Regions from separate parts of the Homo sapiens genome. Here region 2 is linked to region 1. The links are chromatin loops, found by intact Hi-C in ENCODE. Cell type or tissue: heart left ventricle. All regions are shown on one strand. Each heading gives the region's core, and the rest is flanking DNA. Links, peaks and the distances in the headings are about the cores only.

Evidence for each region. Hi-C counts contacts between places; a loop is a spot of excess contacts. Peaks named below come from ENCODE experiments on the same cell type or tissue, not always from the same donor. Only the 100,000 strongest peaks of a DNase experiment are listed, where the experiment ranks them.
Region 2: it touches region 1 in a loop (3-fold over the local background); 31 of 110 quality-filtered maps call a loop at or near these places.

Annotation. Positions count from the first base shown.
Region 1 is chr7:106,211,085-106,221,498 of GRCh38, forward strand. LOC124901719 (a long non-coding RNA gene) reads right to left here and starts at 6,092. Exons shown (of 2, transcript XR_007060467.1): 1 at 5,856-6,092; 2 at 5,341-5,483. In heart left ventricle, for the core only: no CTCF peak of the experiment used is centred there; a DNase peak (open chromatin) is centred at 6,127; H3K4me3 peaks cover 526 bases; H3K27ac peaks cover 3,411 bases.
Region 2 is chr7:106,266,232-106,276,645 of GRCh38, forward strand. NAMPT (nicotinamide phosphoribosyltransferase) reads right to left here. Exons shown (of 11, transcript NM_005746.3): 3 at 8,715-8,818; 4 at 6,299-6,427; 5 at 2,923-3,081; 6 at 2,233-2,369. Among named protein-coding and RNA genes, the nearest start is that of NAMPT, 14 kb to the right of the region's middle. In heart left ventricle, for the core only: no CTCF peak of the experiment used is centred there; no DNase peak of the experiment used is centred there; H3K4me3 peaks cover 805 bases; H3K27ac peaks cover 2,964 bases.

The sequences.
Region 1 (10,414 bases), core at 1,652-9,651:
AATAAACATACGTGTGCATGTGTCTTTATAGCAGCATGATTTATAGTCCTTTGGGTATATACCCAGTAATGGGATGGCTGGGTCAAATGGCATTTCTAGTTCTAGATCCCTGAGGAATCGCCACACTGACTTCCACAATGGTTGAACTAGTTGACAGTCCCACCAACAGTGTAAAAGTGTTCCTATTTCTCCACATCCTCTCCAGCACCTGTTGTTTCCTGACTTTTTAATGATCGCCATTCTAACTGGTGTGAGATGGTATCTCATTGTGGTTTTGATTTACATTTCTCTGATGGCCAGTGATGATGAGCATTTTTTCATGTGTCTTTTGGCTGCATAAATGTCTTCTTTTGAGAAGTAATTAATTCAAGATGGATTAAAGACTTAAACGTTAGACCTAAAACCATAAAAACCCTAGAAGAAAAGCTAGGCATTACCATTCAGGACATAGGCATGGGCAAGGACTTCATGTCTAAAACACCAAAAGCAATGGCAACAAAAGCCAAAATTGACAAATGGGATCTAATTAAACTAAAGAGCTTCTGCACAGCAAAGGAAACTACCATCAGAGTGAACAGGCAACCTACAAAATGGGAGAAGATTTTCACAACCTACTCATCTGACAAAGGGCTAATACCCAGAATCTACAATGAACTCAAATAAATTTCCAAGAAAAAAACAACCCCATCAAAAAGTGGGCAAAAGATATCAACATTCTTAAAGCAAAGAATTTTCAACCCAGAATTTCATATCCAGCCAAACTAAGCTTCATAAGTGAAGGAGAAATAAAATCCTTTACAGACAAACAAATGCTGAGAGATTTTTGTCACCACCAGGCCTGCCCTACAAGAGCTCCTGAAGCACTAAACATGGAAAGGAACAACTGGTACCAGCCACTGCAAAAACATGCCAAATTGTAAAGAACATTGATGCTAGGAAGAAACTGCATCAAATAACGAGCAAAATAACCAGCTAACATCATAATGACAGGATCAAATTCACACATAACAATATTAACCTTAAATGTAAATGAGCTAAATGCTCCAATTAAAAGACACAGACTGGCAAATTGGATAAAGAGTCAAGACCCATCAGTGTGCTGTATTCAGGAGACCCATCTGATGTGCCGAGACACACATAGGCTCAAAATAAAGGGATGGAGGAAGATCTACCAAGTAAATGGAAAAGAAAAAAAGGCAGGGCTTGCAATCCTAGTCTCTGATAAAACAGACTTTAAACCAACAAAGATAAAAAGAGACAAAGAAGGCCATTACATAATGGTAAGAGGATCAATTCAACAAGAAGAGCTAACTATCCTAAATATATATATACACCCAATACAGGAGCACCCAGATTCATGAAGCAAGTCCTTAGAGACCTACAAAGAGATTTGGACTCCCACGCAATAATAATGGGAGACTTTCACACCCCACTGTCAACACTAGACAGACCAACCACACAGAAAGTTAACAAGGATATCCAGGAATTGAACTCAGCTCTGCACCAAGTGGACCTAACAGACATCTACAGAACTCTCCACCCCAAATCAACAGAATATACATTCTTCTCAGCACCACATCACACTTATTCCAAAATTGACCACATAGTTGGAAGTAAAGCACTCCTCAGCAAATGGAAAAGAACAGAAATCATAACAAACTGTCTCTCAGACCACAGTGCAATCAAACTAGAACTCAGGATTAAGAAACTCACTCAAAACTGCTCAACTACATGGAAACTGAACAACCTGCTCCTGAATGACTACTGGGTACATAACAAAATGAAGGCAGAAATAAAGATGTTCTTTGAAACCAATGAGAACAAAGACACAACATACCAGAATCTCTGGGACACATTTAAAGCAGTGTGTAGAGGGAAATTTATTAGCACTAAATGCCCACAGGAGAAAGCAGGAAAGATCTAAAATTGACACCCTAACATCACAATTGAAAGAAATAGAGAAGCAAGAGCAAACACATTCAAAAGCTAGCAGAAGGCAAAAAATAACTAAGATCAGAGCAGAACTGAAGGAAATAGAGACACAAAAAACCCTTCAAAAAATCAATGAATCCAGGAGCTGGTTTTTTGAAAGATCAACAAAATTGATAGACCACTAGCAAGACTAATAAAGAAGAAAAGAGAGAAGAATCAAATAGACACAATAAAAAATGATAAAGGGGATATCACCACCGATCCCACAGAAATACAAACTACCATCAGAGAATACTATAAACACTTCTATGCAAATAAACTAGAAAATCTAGAAGAAATGGATAAATTCCTGGACACATACACCCTCCCAAGACTAAACCAGGAAGAAGTCGAATCCCTGAATAACCAATAACAGGCTCTGAAATTGAGGCAATAATTAATAGCCTACCCACCAAAAAAAGTCCAGGACCAGACAGATTCACAGCTGAATTCTACAAGAGGTACAAGGAGGAGCTGGTACCATTCCTTCTGAAACTATTCCAATCAATAGAAAAAGAGGGAATCCTCCCTAAGTCATTTTATGAGGCCAGCATCATCCTGATACCAAAGCCTGGCAGAGACACAACAAAAAAAAGAGAATGTTAGACAAATATCCCTGATGAACATTGATGCAAAAATCCTCAATAAAATACTGGCAAACTGAATCTAGCAGCACATCAAAAAGCTTATCTACCATTATCAAGTGGGCTTCATCCCTGGGATGCAAGGCTGGTTCAACATACGCAAATCAATGAACATAATCCAGCATATAAATAGAACCAAAGACAAAAACCACATGATTATCTCAATAGATGCAGAAAAGGCCTTTGACAAAATTCAACAGCCCTTCATGTTAAACTCTCAATAAATTAGGTATTGATGGGACATATCTCAAAATAAGAGCTATTTATGACAAACCCACAGCCAATATCATACTGAATGGGCAAAAACATTCTTTGAAAACTGGCACAAGACAGGGATGCCCTCTCTCACCACTCCTATTCAACATAGTGTTGGAAGTTCTGGCCTGGGCAATCAGATAGGAGAAAGAAATAAGTGTATTCAATTAGGAAAAGAGGAAGTCAAATTGTCCCTGTTTGCAGATGACATGATTGTATATTTAGAAAACCCCATCGTCTCAGCCCAAAATCTCCTTAAACTGATAGGCAACTTCAGCAAAGTCTCAGGATACAAAATCAGTGTGCAAAAATCACAAGCATTCTTATACACCAATAACAGACAAGCAGAGAGCCAAATCATGAGTGAACTCCCATTCACAATTGCTTCAAAGAGAATAAAATACCTAGGAATCCAACTTACAAGGGATGTGAAGGACCTCTTCAAGGAGAACTACAAACCACTGCTCAATGAAATAAAAGAGGACACAAACAAATGGAAGAACATTCCATGCTCATGGATAGGAAGAATCAATATTGTGAGAATGGCCATATTGCCCAGGTAATTTACAGATTCAGTGCCATCCCCATCAAGCTACCAATGACTTTCTTCACAGAATTGGAAAAAACTACTTTAAAGTTCATATGGAACCAAAAAAGAGCCCACATTGCCAAGACAATCCTAAGCCAAAAGAACAAAGCTGGAGGCATCATGCTACCTAACTTCAAACTGTACAACAAGGCTACAGTAACCAAAACAGAGATATAGATCAATGGAACAGACCAGAGCCCTCAGAAATAATACCACACATCTACAACCATCTGATCTTTGACAAACCTGACAAAAACAAGCAACGGGGAAAGGATTCCCTATTTAATAAATGGCGCTGGGAAAACTGGCTAGCCATATGTAGAAAGCTGAAACTGGATCCCTTCCTTATACCTTATACAAAAATTAATTCAAGGTGGATTAAAGACTTAAATGTTAGACCTAAAACCATAAAAACCCTAGAAGAAAACCTAGGCAATACCGTTCAGGACATAGGCATGGGCAAGGACTTCATGTCTAAAACACCAAAAGCAATGGCAACAAAAGCCAAAATAGACAAATGGGATCTAATTAAACTAAAGAGCTTCTGCACAGCAAAAGAAACTACCACCAGAGTGAACAGGCAACCTACAGAATGGGAGAAAAATTTTGCAATCTATTCATCTGACAACGGGCTAATATCCAGAATCTTCAAAGAACCCAAACAGATTTACAAGAAAAAAACAACCCCATCAACAAGTGGGCAAAGGATATGAACAGACATGTCTCAAAAGAAGACATTTATGCAGCCAACAGACACATGAAAAAATGTTCATCATCACTGGCCATCAGAGAAATGCAAATCAAAACCACAATGAGATACCATCTCACACCAGTTAGAATGGCAGTCATTAAAAAGTCAGGAAACAACAGATGCTGGAGAGGATGTGGAGAAATAGGAACACTTTTACACTGTTGGTGGGACTGTAAACTGGTTCAACCATTGTGGAAGACAGTGTGGCGATTCCTCAAGGATCTAGAACTAGAAATACCATTTGACCTAGCAAGCCCATTACTGGGTATATACCCAAAGGATTATAAATCATGCTGCTATAAAGACACATGCACATGTGTGTTTATTGCGGCACTATTCACAATAGCAAAGACTTGGAACCAACCCACATGTCCATCAATGATAGACTGGATTAAAAAGATGTGGCACATATACACCATGGAATACTGTACAGCCATAAAAATGGATGAGTTCATGTCCTTTGTAGGGACATGGATGAAGCTGGCAACCATCATTCTCAGCAAACTATCCCAGGGACAAAATACCAAGCACCACATGTTCTCACTCACAGGTGAGAATTGAACAATGAGAACACATGGACACAGGAAGAGGAACCTCACACACCGGGGCCTGTCATGGGGTGGGGGGAGGGCGACGGGATAACATTAGGAGATACACCTAATGTAAATGACAAGTTAATGCGTACAGCACACCAACATGGCACATGTATACCTATGTAACAAACCTGCACGTTGTGGTCATGTACCCTAGAACTTAAAGTTTAATAATAGTAAAAAAAAAAAGGAAAAAAAAGAGAAAATGACATCAGACTCATATGTCTATTAGGAGAATCAAAGTATTACAGGCAAGGCATTTAATATAGTCCCTGGTACCTAGTAGACATTCATTAAATGTGTTTTCCTTCTCTTTCTGCAACACACAAATGCGGTGTGTTGTGGGACACAGGAACTAACTTGACAAATGGTAAGGATAAAATAAAACAAAAAAAAAGGTAATATTTGTGTAGTAGTTTCTGGCAGAGGCAGACCAGATAGAGCTAAAACACTCTAAGTTGCTGAAAAAGACTTAAAAACTTCTGTTAGGCATAGGGTACTGGCCTAGCTGTTGTAACTAAGAAAGCCCCACATATAATGGTTTAAAAAGATGGGAGTTTATTTTTCTCCATGTAATAACCCAGAAGTAAACTGTTCACAGCTGACAAGGCGGCTCGTCTTTCTCAACACAGGATTTCCATCTTTGGCTCCAACGGGGTTGCTTTGGATCCTGATATCATCTAGGTAGCGGGAAGGGGGATAAAGGCCAGGGGAAGGGAGGATGTAAATTTCTTTTAAGGACATGACTCAGAAATGACACAGCTCATTCTCACCCAGCATGACCAAATCCATGCTGTAAAGATGCCAAGAAAAGTACACTTGAACTGGCCAGAGAAATTCTCAGCTAAAACACAGGAGTGCTCTTATTAAAGACAGGGAATATGGATGTTGCTGGACAGGTAGCCATCTCAGCCACATACCTGTGTTATGTTTTCTCTAGTCTAAAACTTCAGGCTTTCAAAAAACAAACAAAACAACAAAGCTAACATAAACTCCAAAATATAAGCCCAATTTCTTTCTTGTTATTCAATAAATATTTATAGACTACTTACTATGCACTAGGCACTATTTGAAACATTGCAGATTCAGCAGACTGCAAAACAGATCAGCTTCCCGATCCCAGAAAGCTGTATTCAATAGGGAGAGAAGGTAAACAAATGAAAAACAGAAACAACAGTAGATACCAGTAAGAGCAAAGATGAAAATTAAGGCAATGGGGAAATGAGCGACTGGGTGGCTCCTCCCTTTGGGTGGTTAGGGAAGTCAGCCAGGCATTGGAAGAGCGGGAAGCAGAAAGTGCCTGCACGGGAAGCTGCAAGGGCAAAGGTCCCGATGCCGGGAAGATCTTGGAGGGTTTGTGACACGGAAGGGCTGGTGTGGCTGGATTTAGTGGGAGAGGGAGAAGGTTATAAGGGGAGAGAAGAGATCAGAAAGGCAGCTGGGAGCAGGCTTGTAGAGGGCTTTGCTAGCCAGGGACAGTTTGTTCTCTGGCATTTTCCAGCACTGATTGCATTGTACACAAAGTAGGCACCCAATGAGTGATGAATGAACAAACTAAAAGATAAAGACCTGAGGCTGTTGACACTCATAGCTTTCCTTTGCTTTACTTGGCAAAGATTAGGATTAACCTCTACTCATCCTTTGCATACCTCTCGCTCAGAACCTCAACACCTCTTTCTCCTTGCAAGATTGTTCTTAGTGTCCTTGGTAGCCCAGTGTCCCCTGGTTAAAAATGGCCTTAGGGAAAGAATTTGCGGAAAAGATGGCTATCTGAAGAAGATGACCACATCTCCTTTTTGGCTTTGTCTATTCTGTTCAACAGCTCCCATTCTGATTTTTTCCATAGGGTTTAGCAGATCTGGCATCAGCCTGCCACTCTTGGTTAGGGTTAAGTTTGAAGAGGCAGTGTAACAGTGGAGTGGCAGGATGGGATGGTAGTGAAGGCTGTGGCCTTTAGAGCCAGACTGCCCGAGTAAGGTACCTAGCCTTCTTGGTCATCAATTTACTTATCTGTGAAATGGGCAACCATAATCGTTCATGACTGCAATATTGAAAGCTTTGAAACTAAGATTTTTAGTAACTCACTTGAGGCAACACCTGTCCTGAGTTAATCTGAAACTGTTTGGAAGGAAAACTTGACATGAAACTACTTATAATCATTATTTATTCCATTTTTTAAATATTAGTGCATTTTGTTTGATTAGGAGACAGTCATAGACCCTTCCAGGGGAGTTATATAATTTATAATGTAATTTATAATGGGCCATACTTCTTAAAATCTGAAAAATTTTGAATTCCAAAACACTGGGCTTCAAGAATTTGGATAAAGGACTGTGAACCATTACTGTCCTTCCTAAAACATGGCAGCTAAAATGAATGTGAGCTGGCAGTTGTGGTTAATGTGCCAGCTCAAAGTTAAATGGGGAGTGAGAAGGTGTCTGGATGTCATGGAGTCATTCTCCAAACTTGCATTTCACCCTTGTGGGTGAGATGGTAAAATGTGGCTCAAATGATACAGTAGGAGGATTTTCCAGGCCTCACAGGAGTGTTTTTTGGGGGGAGATCTTACGGTGCTCCAGCTCTGGCCATTCTCCAGCTAATGGATTCAGAGGTGATTTCTGATAAATGGGGGTTCTTTTGGTTTCAGGTAAGCAACAGAAGTCCACATAAACTAGCTCAAGCTAGAGGATTATCAACGAAGCCAAAGTCAAGAGGCAGCTGGGCCTTAGGGATGTTCTGGAACTAGGAATGAAAGCACCGTGGACAGTTAAGGCTTCCCTCACTCTCTTTTTCCTGCTTGTATGCAAGTCCATCCATCCATCCATCTGGCTGCAGAGCAGCTTTCTCTGCTTACTAATCCACTTGGCAAAAACCAGCTACTGTCAACAGCTTCTGAGCTGTCTCTCCTGCATGAATTCCAAGCTCCCCAGGAGTAGGACATGGGCTTGGCCCATTGGGCTAAGGAGATGCGGTGGTGTGTGGGGTCAGGTCACCCTGCCCAAACATGGCTTCTCCCTCAGTAACTTTGTGGATGGAGAGGAATGGGCAGCTACTAGTAAAATGTGGGAAGGTTGTGTGGGGAAACTGTGTGAAGGTTAGAGAGCAGAAGAGTTGGATTGAGCAGACCCTGGTTCACACCAAACCAAAAACAAATAGTAAAGTGATGAGCAGGTAGGACAGGCTATAAGCAGAGGTGTCTCTGATCCTGTATCTTGAAGGAAAATCACACTCACCTTCACTACCACATCTGTTTGTACCAATGGCGGTTTTTTAAAAAAGGCAAGGTGAGAAACTGATCAGTTCAGGAAGGCGCTATCTGGTTCTTGTTGGGGTAGGATGGGGGAAGGTATAGAAAGGAAGATAGAGCAACAGCACTAGAGAACAAAGGGATGGTTGAAGTGTTTCACCTCCCCAGTCTATCAGTGCACAGGCTGTGCCTGGTTTCCTTCCACACAGCTGTGTCTCAACATCAGAACAAAGGATTTCCTCTGGGCCCTTTTGTACAGGTCGACCCAAGATCCTTCCTTGCCTATCAGCTCCTGGGGGCTATGACCACTTTAGATGTGGCCCCGCCTCATTCTTCCTGCTGAGAGACAAAATCAGGAGAAGTCCAGTTCCCAGGAAGACAGTAGGAGGAAGATTAGGAGGAAGGAGTCCCTGCTGTCCTTCCCATGGTAGAAAAACCATGCCTTCCTCCCCAAGATTTCACTTAATTGCTACTCCTTTAACTGTGTAGTTACCTTGCACTTGGCATGTTTACTGGGTGGGACAAAAATCAAGGGTCTGCTTGAGGACTTTTGGAGAGGAGACAAATCCAAATACCTTCTGACTTGGGAGCCACTTACAAGCTTAGGTCCAATCTGTATGATTGGAGAAAGTAGCCCAGGACTATCTTTTCATATAGATGCAGAGGCGCAGAACAAATAAAGCCCCATTCTTTGATAATTTACCTGGGGTTCAGAAAGTTTATTCTGAGCTTAATTCCATAAGATCTTCTCCAAATATATGTTGCAGTCACTGGCTCCTTCTTGGCATTTGAGCTAACATGGAACATTTTCCTCTCTAGCCCTCCTAGTTCTGTGATTTAGATTGACCATGAGGGCAAGGTAATAGAGGAGGAAGGTGAGGAAAGGACCAGAAATATGATGTGTCTGCAGACAGCAGGAGTATCTAGTCTTGTAAGCTGTTGCCTCCCTGATGCAGCCCTAGATTCCCTAGAAAGGACCTGCTCCTGCCCCCACCAGTTGCCATGGCAGCAGGTTCCAAGTAACTCCAGCCCAAAGTTTTACACTTAAGAGGCATGCAACCAACAGGTAAGTAATGACAAGAAGGGCTGTGTGTGCAGTTTGGGTAAGATCAGGCCCTGGTAGAAAGAGCTGTGGGCTGGAGGTCTGACAACCTGGGTTTGAGTCATGGCTCTGCATGGTGAAAACTTGGGCAAGTCACTCACTCCTCCTGAACTTCAATTTTCATATCTATAAAATAAGTTAAGATTGATGATCTCTGGGATACTTCCTGCTCCAACTTGCTGGGTTCTGCTTGCCTTTTGAGCATCACAGTTCCAGAAGCACTCTAGGCCTTTACCTGGAAAGCATGGAGCCAGGAAATGTGAAACTCGAATAGCCAGTTGGATTGGTCTACTTAGGCTGCTGTAGCAAAGTACCCCGTGCTGGGCGGCTTAAACAACAGAAACACATTGTCTCACAGTCCTGGAGGCTGGAAGTTCATGATCAAGGTGTTAGTAGGGTTGGTTCCTCCTTAGGGCTGCAAGGGAGAACCTGTCCCAGGCCCCTCCCCTAGCTTCTGATGGTTTTTGGGCAGTCTTTGGTGTTCCTTGGCTTGTAGCTGCATCACCTGGTGTCTGCCTCCATCTTCATGTGGCATCCTCCCTGTGTGTGTGTCCGTCTCTGTGTCCAAATTTCCCTGTCCATGACACCAGTCACATTGGATTAGGGTCCATCCTAATGATCTCACTTCAACTTTATTACCTCTGTAAATACTGTATTTCTGAATAATGTTACATTCTGAGGTACTAGCAGTTACGACCTCAACTTATCTTTTCTGGAGGAAACAATTCAACCTATAATACCAGTTGTAAGTCTTGGCTAAATATCTCTGCATGGAAGAAGTGGAAAAAGTGAACTAAAAATAAGTTTTTATTTTTTAAAATCAGGTGATATTTTTATGCAATACTTGAAGCTGTATTTACCAGCTGTTATCAGGTTTGAGATGTAGTGTTCCAACAAATGATTCTCTGAAAGGAAACATAACATGCTCCTTTCTTTCTTTTCCTTTTTACTTGCTTGTTCCCTCCATTCTTTTTGTTTCTAACTTCAATGCATTAATTCTTACTCCATTCCCCTCCACTCTCCCTACCTGGGTTTTGCAAAATAAAGACAAATCTGTTCTTTATTCTCTGGTTCACCTTCTAGAAGAAAAATGCAGCCAACATCCTTATTGAATCATTACTTCTGCTTTCAAAGCCCCCTTTCTTCCTCTCCACCTTTCCAGGAACTGAGAAATCTTGGGGCTGGATGAGACCTGAGATGTTTTCTAAGCCCCTAACTGACTTGGGTCTCTTGTACAACAGCCAACAGCCTGCCACCTTTTT
Region 2 (10,414 bases), core at 1,368-9,367, 55 kb after region 1:
ACAAATGCAATCAATATGAGACCATAAAAATAAAATGGATTTTTATCCCTTGCCCACATACAGTATCCTTTTCATTTTAACAAGTCCTAAAGAAGATATTATCCTTGTCCTCCGTATCATGATGTTACTACTTTGAAATAACCATCAACGAAGAGTCTAATATGTGCATACTATGTTAGATTTTTAAAAGATGTATGTACATCTAAGGCCAAACTAAAAATAACTCTTAAAACTTTGTTAAAGACACTCTTATTTTCCCAGTTTCCTAGTCTTGAAAGTTGTATGTAAAAGTGTTCAACAAGGCCTTACTAATACAATGCTCATAAACGTCAGCTGAATCTATTTTCTACTGAGTCCCAACTCAAATTACCAACTTTGAGCAATTTTATCTCCCAAGCCATTGCTCATGTTTACCTATTTCTTTCCATTTATTTAGCACCTTGGTCTGGACTTCATTACCTTAAGACTGCTGGAATAGCTTCCTATAAAGACTACCTTCTGATTTTTCCTTTTTTCAATCCATAGGATAGATATCCTGCTATAAAAATATAAAAAAGTCCCCTAAGATATTTATCTCATAACATCACGTCTTTGCTCAAAAATGTCAGTGCCTGCTTCCATTTGAAAATGCCTGATTTAGAATAGCTAGCATGATGTGCACATAGTTAACATTCAGTGTCAAAATATGAGCGCCCTTACTAACCTGAACCTGTCTTCTCAGTCTCCCCTACGCTCCCTACAAAATCTGTGTTTCAGCCCTTATTCTCTAAACATTCTCCCTCCTCTTTCATTCTTGTGCTTTCATCACAATGCTTGATACAAGATAAGCATGCAATAAATATTTACTCAGAGAATGAATAAGTGCCCAATGTTGGCTATTAAATTTTACCAATCCTTCAAGAAGTGAAGATTTTGTATATTTCTATAAAAGCTTTCTTGATCCTGCTAGTGAAGGAATATGATTCTTCCTCTCCTTCCCTTGCAACACTACAGCATTTTAATTGTACCTCCTTACGAGGAGTTAACCAACAGAGCAGACTATTACTAGTGTATTATTTTCATCCTGAGAATAGGGTCAGTTTTTTAAAAATATCCTTCTAACCCTTGTTGCACCCAGTAGACTGCCTTGCATATGAACACCAGTCAACTAATATGCCTCAAATAGTAGCAACAATAAAGCTTAGCTTGATTCTAAACTCACTGCTGGTTTTAGCACTCTGCAATTTTAAGTATTAGCAGAACTTAAATATTCCCTAATGATTATAGTAAATAATTTTGTTATAAAAGTCAGTGATAAGGTTTGGCAAACATTTAAAAAACCTGATTTACGCCGGGCGCGGTGGCTCACGCCTGTAATCCCAGCACTTTGGGAGGCCGAGGCAGGCGGATCACGAGGTCAGGAGATCGAGACCATCCTGACTAAAACGGTGAAACCCCGTCTCTACTAAAAATACAAAAAATTAGCCGGGCGTAGTGGCGGGCGCCTGTAGTCCCAGCTACTTGGGAGGCTGAGGCAGGAGAATGGCGTGAACCTGGGAGGCGGAGCTTGCAGTGAGCCGAGATCCCGCCACTGCACTCCAGCCTGGGCGACAGAGCGAGACTCCGTCTCAAAAAAAAAAAAAAAAAAAAAAAAAAAAAAAAAAAACAACCTGATTTACTTTTAATAAAGTTAGCTCTAGGACCAGAGCAGCTGCAGTTTAGATTGTAATTTCTTTCTTGGGTAACTGGAGATAGTTTACTGAAAGCAGACAAGGAAGCGTAAAAAGAATCTGAACACCCTTTCTTTCCTCAACAGGTCCTGCTTTCTCATCTACAACTGAAGGTACAGTACAGATGACAATTTCTAGGGCAAATATAGATAAGGTCATGTAGGAGGACAGGGAAAAGGCAAAAAGTGGCTGGTACTTACAGTGAGTGCTTCTAAATTTAATGAATAAAATCTACCTACATATGACAATACAGTAATTGAAAAAAAATTCCTTAAAAGAAAACTTCTATGGCAATATAAGTATTGGAAAAAAGCTCTTAAACTGTTTCTTCTAGCATGGATAAAATTTCTCTGCCTCTCTAAGACTAATGTTTATACTTTTGTATAAATACTGAATTTGTGTTGCTCAAGTTCATGAAGATGTACTGTAGGTACCTGGCTCTGCAGTTAGGTAAAATGTCACTGAGTTACAAATACAAGAGTGAAAAAATTAGTAGTTTTAAAAAATGAACAGAATTTTTTACCTGTGTTCTGCTGCTGGAACAGAATAGCCTGGAACAGGATCTTTCGTTCCATAATATTTTTTAATTAGAGCAAGTCCTGCTACTGTATCTGTTCCTTTGAAGTTAACCAAGTGAGCAGATGCTCCTATGCCAGCAGTCTGGAAAATCAATCATAAACCAAAATCCAAAACAGAAAGAAACCCACATTAATAATACCAGGATGCAGCCAACCACATTTAAGGAATATAGCATAGCTCCCATAAGAATTGTCTTTCTCTTAGGAAAGTATTTATTGTCAGACATAACAGTTCCTAATGACAAAGATTCAGTTTTTCCTAAATATTTTAAAAAATCAACTATTATCTCCTCAAAGAGACCTATTTAACAGTGTCCCACCCCCACTTTTCATCACTCTCTCTTCCCTTACCCTGCCTTGAGCTTCTTTATGGCATTATTTCACATCTGATATATTATGTCTGTTTCTGGCTATCCATCTGTCCATCCATCTAATATATAAAGGACAGGGACATCTGTTGAAGGACATATCCCATGTACCCTGAACACAGTAGTAGGTACTGAATATGTATCTGTTGGTTGAATCTTTGGAATTTTAGAACCAAGATCAATCTCAATAACGTCCCCAAAAGTTTACAGTGGTACTCTAACCAACAATCCACATTATATTAAATGAGGTTGGTTTCAGTTACTTACCTCTTGGGAAGAGACTCCTCTGTAGCCAAAATCATGTAACTTGTATTCCAGACCATCTAAGTTACCAGAAGTTTCTAACAAATATTTGGCCAATATTTTCTTCTGCTCTCTAGAATTTGTGGCCACTGTGATTGGATACCAGGACTGAACAAGAATAGTCTGTAGTAACAAAATTAACCACAAATATTAAGACATAAAATACTGCATTCTTTCTGAGGAAAATCCTAGCTTTTTTTTTTTTTTGGAGGTATGTCCTGAACTTCCATACTATTAACTAGACACAGAACTGCGCAGCAGGATGCCTGCTGTGTGCATTCCAGATATAGTACATAGCTCAGCTCTCAAATCAGCAACAAAGAAGATAAGCACACCAGGTCCACATAGCAGAGAACTTCACATTATCAAGTTTCTATCCAAAGCTTCAAAGAAGCAAATAATATTTTGAAAGACTATGTGATAAAAGGATCAATTTTTAGAAAGTTTCATGATCTGTCATGGATCAATAGTTTATAAAGGACACTGAAACTTGGATGTTGAGGCAATGTCAAATTGCCCCAAGTTTCTAAATGCTTACTCTTCATTTCTGTACTTAATGTGGACTTGGATCAAATAGGGCATGAACCAGCATTGGTCCGTGGACTGCATTTTGACTAGTATTGGTTTAAAGAAGTTGTTCGTTTACTCCTCGAGGTAGTCTCAGATCTAATTTTCTCTTGGATTAATATGACAACTAATACTTGAAGCACTTTAGCTTACTACTAGAGAATTCTATCTACTGAGTTATGCTTTATGTACTTAGCTTTTATCAAATATATAAGTATTTGATAAAATACTCACGTAAGTTACAGGAAACACTTCCGCATATGTTGTATAATCAAGGTCACTGTCTACTTTGTAATTCAGTGACTATTAAGTTCCCAATGAGAAAATGAAAGAATTGCTGGGTTCCTACTTTCTGATAAGAACAGTTCCTTGATTTCCCCTTTTTTCTTGGTTGTCAGGAAGCTCCACAGAAAAGTCTGTCTAATCACAGCAACCGTAATAATTATCATGGCTTAGAAATTCACTTCTTCATTCTAAGATCATAATTTTCTATTTTCATTTTATAAACCAGATTGTTATTTGAAGCAGCTTCAAATCTGTTTGAAAAAGAGCTGCTAAGATGATGCAATGTCTGTGCTGAACCAAAAAGATATTAACTAAATTTTACAAAGCAAGCTTTTACTGAATACCAGCTAAGTGATATATAAATAAAACAAATAAAAAGATTAACCTTGAACTTGCCAATCTAGTCATCTTTTTAAAAAACTACTTTGTAGCATTAGACTCCTGTGACTGATTAAATATGGCCTTTGCAGCTCTTCTCATCAAGAGATGGAATCTCCTTTCTTATCCCTTGAGTCTGTGCTGTCCTTATGATTCGCTTTTGACGAACAGAATGTGGAGAAAGTCATGTGTGACTCCCAAGCCCCAGTTTCAAGAGGTTTTGCAGCTTCTACTCTCATTCTCTTAGAACCCCAAGACTACCATGCTCTGAAGAAACCTCTTCTGGAGTGAGACCCGGTAGTCCCAGCTATCTGACCTGAGGCCCCAGACATGGGAATGAGGCCATTAAAGGATGTCCAGCCCTGGCTGAACCCTCAGCTAAATGCAGATGCCTAAGTCTAAGCAAGAGCAGCAGACGACCATCCAGTCAACCACAGAATCAGGAGAAATAATAGTTGCTTTAAGCCATTAAGTTTTGGGGTAGTTTGTTACACAATAGAAAATCAGTACAATTCTTAAACTCTATAACCAATCACCTCCAACATCTGACCATTCTGCTTCTGAAATTACTCTTTCAATTCCACTGCCAATGCCCATGATTATCCTACCTCTCTTCTTTAGTCTAATTATTCTTCATATTGCCAGTGGTTACCATTCTAAAACAAGTTTTTTTTCTTTTTTTCCAGGTTGCATCTTTCCTTAAAAGCCATTAACGGTCATCTACTGTCCATGGGGCGGAGGTGGAGCTGATTCATACAGAATTTGAGAATCTTGCCTTGCTTACCATCTAAAGGTTTATCTTATACATTTTTCACTTTTATGCTGCAGTCCCCATAGGACTATCTGTCATTCTAAGAACACTGTGCCATTTCTTCAGCTCTTCCTTCTCCTTATTAAAAGCTTATTTATTTTCCATTTCATGATTCCTTTAGACAGAATTACCTATTTCCTGCTACCAACTCAGCACTAATTCTTAATGATATTAGTGGTTAGTTCAGAATGAATTGCCAACTCTCACTCAAAGGCCCTTTAAGTAAAACATCTTACTCTAACTTCTGTGCCCAGCATTTTTTGGGTACATAGCTGGTACTTAATCAATATGTTATTTCAGTCCTAAATATTAATTTAGTTTTAGTATACGGTATAGACTATTTAAAACCTTTATTTAACTGTACCTTTTTTTTGAGTGTATTATTAGTTAATGGCCCATAAAAAGTCTATTAATTTCCTGTCAACTTAGCAAAATGTGTTTCAAACACCCTCTTGGACCTCTTATATTTCGATGTTTTCCAATTTTTATAAGTGAGCCTCAAATGTACTATTTTACAATATAATAGCAAATTACTTTAACCGATAAACTAATTAGTCAGTTCTAAGAACTAAGTAAATGCCACCAGATAGTAAGGTGTTATTTCTATAGTAACTTTCGAGGGTATTTCCTCTCACGGATTAAATCTATTATTAAACTGTTCAGAAGCTAGGTAGAGTATTATTATCAAAACTCTGACCATGTGAAAACATATGACTACTTAGGTATACATACAAGAAAAACAAAAAAAAGGCTCGCAGTATAAACCCAAAGCCCAAAATGTACCCTTCCTGAGAAATTAAACAATATGAACAGCAGATCTTGTTTTATTTAGATGAGAAACTGAAAAGTAACAGATGGTAGATCCTAAGACCTAAACTGATGAGAGAAAAATGAAGAAAGTAGTTACTAGAAGTTGGAATAAAGTTCCTTTAGTCTAACTTGAACATTTATCATTCATCGAATGTCGTAAGTTACTAGAAATGTGCTGTTTTTCTAAGTTTGCTCTAAAATAATACACACTTAAAATGGCAATGAATTAGATGAAAGCCAACTAGGTTTTAAAAACAATCACTCTCAATAATTTGATTTAAACAAAATCTCAGAACATTCTATTCTACTAGAAGAAACCTTAAAGATTATTTAGTCTGTCATTTTATAGATGAGGAAATTGAAGCCTGGAAAGGTTAAGTAAATTATAGGAGATTATATAGCTTTATTAGTAACAAATTCTAAACTGTAATCTCAGTTCAATGGTCTTTATTCAATTAATGTTAAATAAGAATTAAAAAAACAATTTACCTCAATCCAATTTGTAAGCCAGTAACACTCTGGATCTGTGTTTTCCACCGTGAAGAGAACATTTCCTCTGGGAATGACAAAGCCCTCAGGAACAGCTTTTATTTCTATTGGAAGATGCCCATCATACTTCTGGCAGGATAAAATGATAAATTTATTTATTCAACAGATGATACTCAATTCCCTGCTGTTTTACTAAAGGTTCTTTACGTTTTATAGAAGCTAAATTTACTGTCATAGAAATTGCAATTGTAGATGTTACTGTAATCTAGTCAGAATATCCTTATCCTTCTAAAATAAAACTAGTTAAAATTATTAACATACGTACTGATATTAATTTTTAAGTTTAATGCTGCCACGTGCTTCTGCTAAGAACATTTATCACTACAAGTGGCAGAAAATTCCAAACTCATCAAAACCAAACTGTTGCTTCTTCCCTGCTTTTTCAGAAAATGAGAAAGGATGACTTTATTCCAACATATTCTAAAAGTATTCCAAGAACACTACCTTTATTCTAAATTCGTTATTTTCACAAAATAAAGGCTGCAGATTGAAAGATAAAGGATTGCTATTAAAGAACAAAAGAAAACAAAACGAGAGAGAAGGAGAGCTAGGGAAATCCCTGCAGAAGAACCGAAATAGGTTCCCTCTATTCTGGTCGTGGACCTGAAACTATGAGACAGGCCAAACACAGAATCTTGGCAATTAACACTCGAGTATGACTTAACTGACTTCCTCTTAATGTAATAATTGCCTCCAAAATTAGGCTGAAGGTTATTTGTTATGTGACACTGTACCTCCCTTTTAAAGCTAAGAGCTGTGCCTAACTTTTCACTAGGAAGGCAAGCTGTTTCAGAAATCCTGATAATTTATTTATGTGATTTGGGACAAGGTAATTAAATACAAGAAAAATCTGTTTAATACAAGCACTGGAGGCACAGTGTATAGCAAAAAGAACATTGCCCTACAGGTCCTAGTTTGGACTCAAAAGCAGCGGGGAGACCCTGGACTAGTCACTTGCCATCTCTCGGTCTCAGATTCTGTTTGTAAAATGGGGTTAGACCAGATTATCTCTAGAGAACCTTTAGTTCCCCAAGATTTTCTGATCATATAATCAAACGACTTATTGCCCTGGCCACTGGACAGTATAGTAATAAGCATAGTACCTAACTTATTACTGTATTTATCCTTACAACAAACCTCACAGAAGAGAAATGGAGCAAGTACAGGTGATAGCTCACAGATTCTATTGACCTTATTTAAGATACAGGAAAAGTGCAGCACAGAGTACTTACCTGACTTTTTCAAGACCCATAAGTACCAAATAGTATAGCTCAGTATTGTCATATAGGCATGAAAGTTAAAGTATTTCTAATTATTCTGTGTTTGACAGTCTTTTCAATGTAAGAAACTTTCGTTTGTGAGACTTAAAAGTAACACTCAACATCAAGATACGCCAACAGATTCCATTCCCAACTGATCATTGTAATAAAAGGAAACCACCACGGGATATTTAACTCTTATAATTCTATTACCATGTCTTTGAGTGCCTTAATATTTAGGCAATGAATTCAAACATACTAGATATAAATATAATACAATCAAGACTAAAAATCAACTTTGTGGATCAGCACCAAGCCATTCTCACTATACAGTGAGAAACTTCCCAGAATTATGTGTAGTGATAGACTCACAGCATCTATTTTCAGTCAAGAAAACAGACCTACATTTTGAAATTGCCAAATAACCATGCCCTTTCCTACCTATAGTGTATTTTCAAGAATGAATTATCTTTCTCAAAAATGTTATTTAAGTTATAATTCATTTTTATTAATTACTTAGACTTGCTGTAGATTCTATATGCTAATGATTTAACATGGGGGATGCGGGGAGAGGGATAAAATGTCAACCTTAACTTTTCAAAAGGATATATTGGCTATAATATAACTTTTCAAAAGGATATATAATGGCTATGAAATAGCCATTATATTCAGATCACAAACAAAAAAGAACTGTAATGATACTCTAATCTCTTATTCAAATTCTGGCCGGGGATGGTGGCTCACACCTGTAATCCCAGCACTTTGGGAGGCCAAGGTGGGCAGATCACTTGAAGTCAGGAGTTTGAGACCAGCCTGGCCAACACAGTAAAACCCCATCTCTACTAAAAATACAAAAATTAGCCAGGTGTGGTGGTGCGTGCCTGTAGTCCCAGCTACTAAGGAGGCTAAGGCAGGAGAATAGCTTGAACCTAGGAAGCAGAGGTTGCAGTGAGCCGAGATTGTGCCACTGCACTCCAGCCTGGGTGACAGAGTGACACTTTCTCTCAAAAAACACAAAACAAAAACAAATTCCTTTGCAAGAAGTTTTGAACTGAAAGAAAAACCAAAACAGATCAAAAGATGAAACCATCTTTTACCTCAAGAATGTAGTTCCATCCCTTTTCATTAAAGACATCATCTTGGAAATGTTCTTTGTAGACATCTTTGGCTTCCTGGATTTTCTCTTTGGTTACTACTTTACCTAGAAGAATATACATGTCCTGTTTACATTTCTAAAGGTGCATTCTGTGAGTTGCTGAACTGTCACAGACTTAATATCTTTGGCTATTTCACCCATTCTATGGATTAAAAATATAACTAAGAGGTTAAATGCTCACCCAGAGTCAACAGCAGAGTCAGAAAAGGAATTTGTACTTTTAATAACTCAAAGTATAAATGTTTATTTATTGTAAAAGCAGATGTGTAATAGAAAAAATTATTACTTGCACAGCTTTTAAAAATGATATTAACTTAATTTTTTTCTCTCGATTAATTTTGGTACTTTTCAACTTTGAGATGACTCAAAAGCTTCTTACATCCAAATGAAACGTCTCACTTCGTTCGTAAAGAATGTGGCATCTTTAGGGTTGGTAAGTCAGTAATTTCCACAATTACTAAATGTCTGCCCCCCAAACAACACACTTTTAATTAACTTTTCTTATCCGTAAATGAGGATAAAAGTCGAGTACCCACTTATATGATGTTTGTGAGGACAAAATGAGTTAAGACATACGAACCACTTACAATAATGCTGGCCTAGAATAGGTAATCAATACATTTTAGTTATAATTAAAAATGAGTAATATTTTACAAAGTTCTTAAGTTGTATGACTAAATTAAAGTGTGCTATCAGTTGCTGGTAACTTAATACAAGATAACTAGTAAACTCGTTTAAAGTATCTTGGGGCCAGGCGTGGTGGCTCATGTCTGTAATCCCAGCATTTTGGGAGGCCAAGGCGGGCGGGTCGCTTGAGAGCTCAAAAGTTTGAGACCAGCCTGGTCAACATGGTGAGACCCTGTCACTATAAAAAAGTAGCCAGGCATGGTGGTGCGAGCCTGTGGTCCCAGTTACTTGAGAGGCTGAGCAGGAAGGATCTCTGGAGCCTGGGAGGCAGAGGTTGCAGTGAGCCAAGATTGCACCACTGCACTCCAGCCTGGGTGACTGAGTGAGACCCTGTCTAAAAACAAAACAAAACAAAAAAACTTTGGTATTAACTTTGGTATTCTTGCCACTAATAATTACTTCTGATATCTAGCTAGGTTTTCAGTAGTATAAGACTATCTGAACTGCCTAATCTTAAAAGAGTCAAGATTATAGAAAAGAGTTATTGGCCTAAAATTCACCTTACTGTTTTCAATTCTGAAATTGTTTAATTCAAAAGGTTAGAGATAAACTTTTCCAACATGTATAATGTGTTTGGGAACTGTTTTCCCCCTAGAAATGGCCTTTCAAATAAGAAAGCACAGAAATTGGGGGATTTTTGTTTTAATATGCATTTGCAACTAAGTCCAGAGACACAGGTAGTTTTTAAAAATAGGTCTTCAAGGTAAAACTGGCTAATATAAAAATATTCTGATTGCTACCATAATTCAAAAGGAGTTTCCAGTTCATTAACAACTCCTTTACTTTGAATTAATGACTAAAGTATAACAAACAAGATTAGCCTCCAAAAATTAATGACTTTTCTAAACTTATTTCAAAACTTTTAGTTCGGCCAGGAGTGGTGGCTCACGCCTGTAATCACAGCACTTTGGTGGGCCGAGACAGGTGGATCACCTGAGGTCGAGAGTTCAAGAC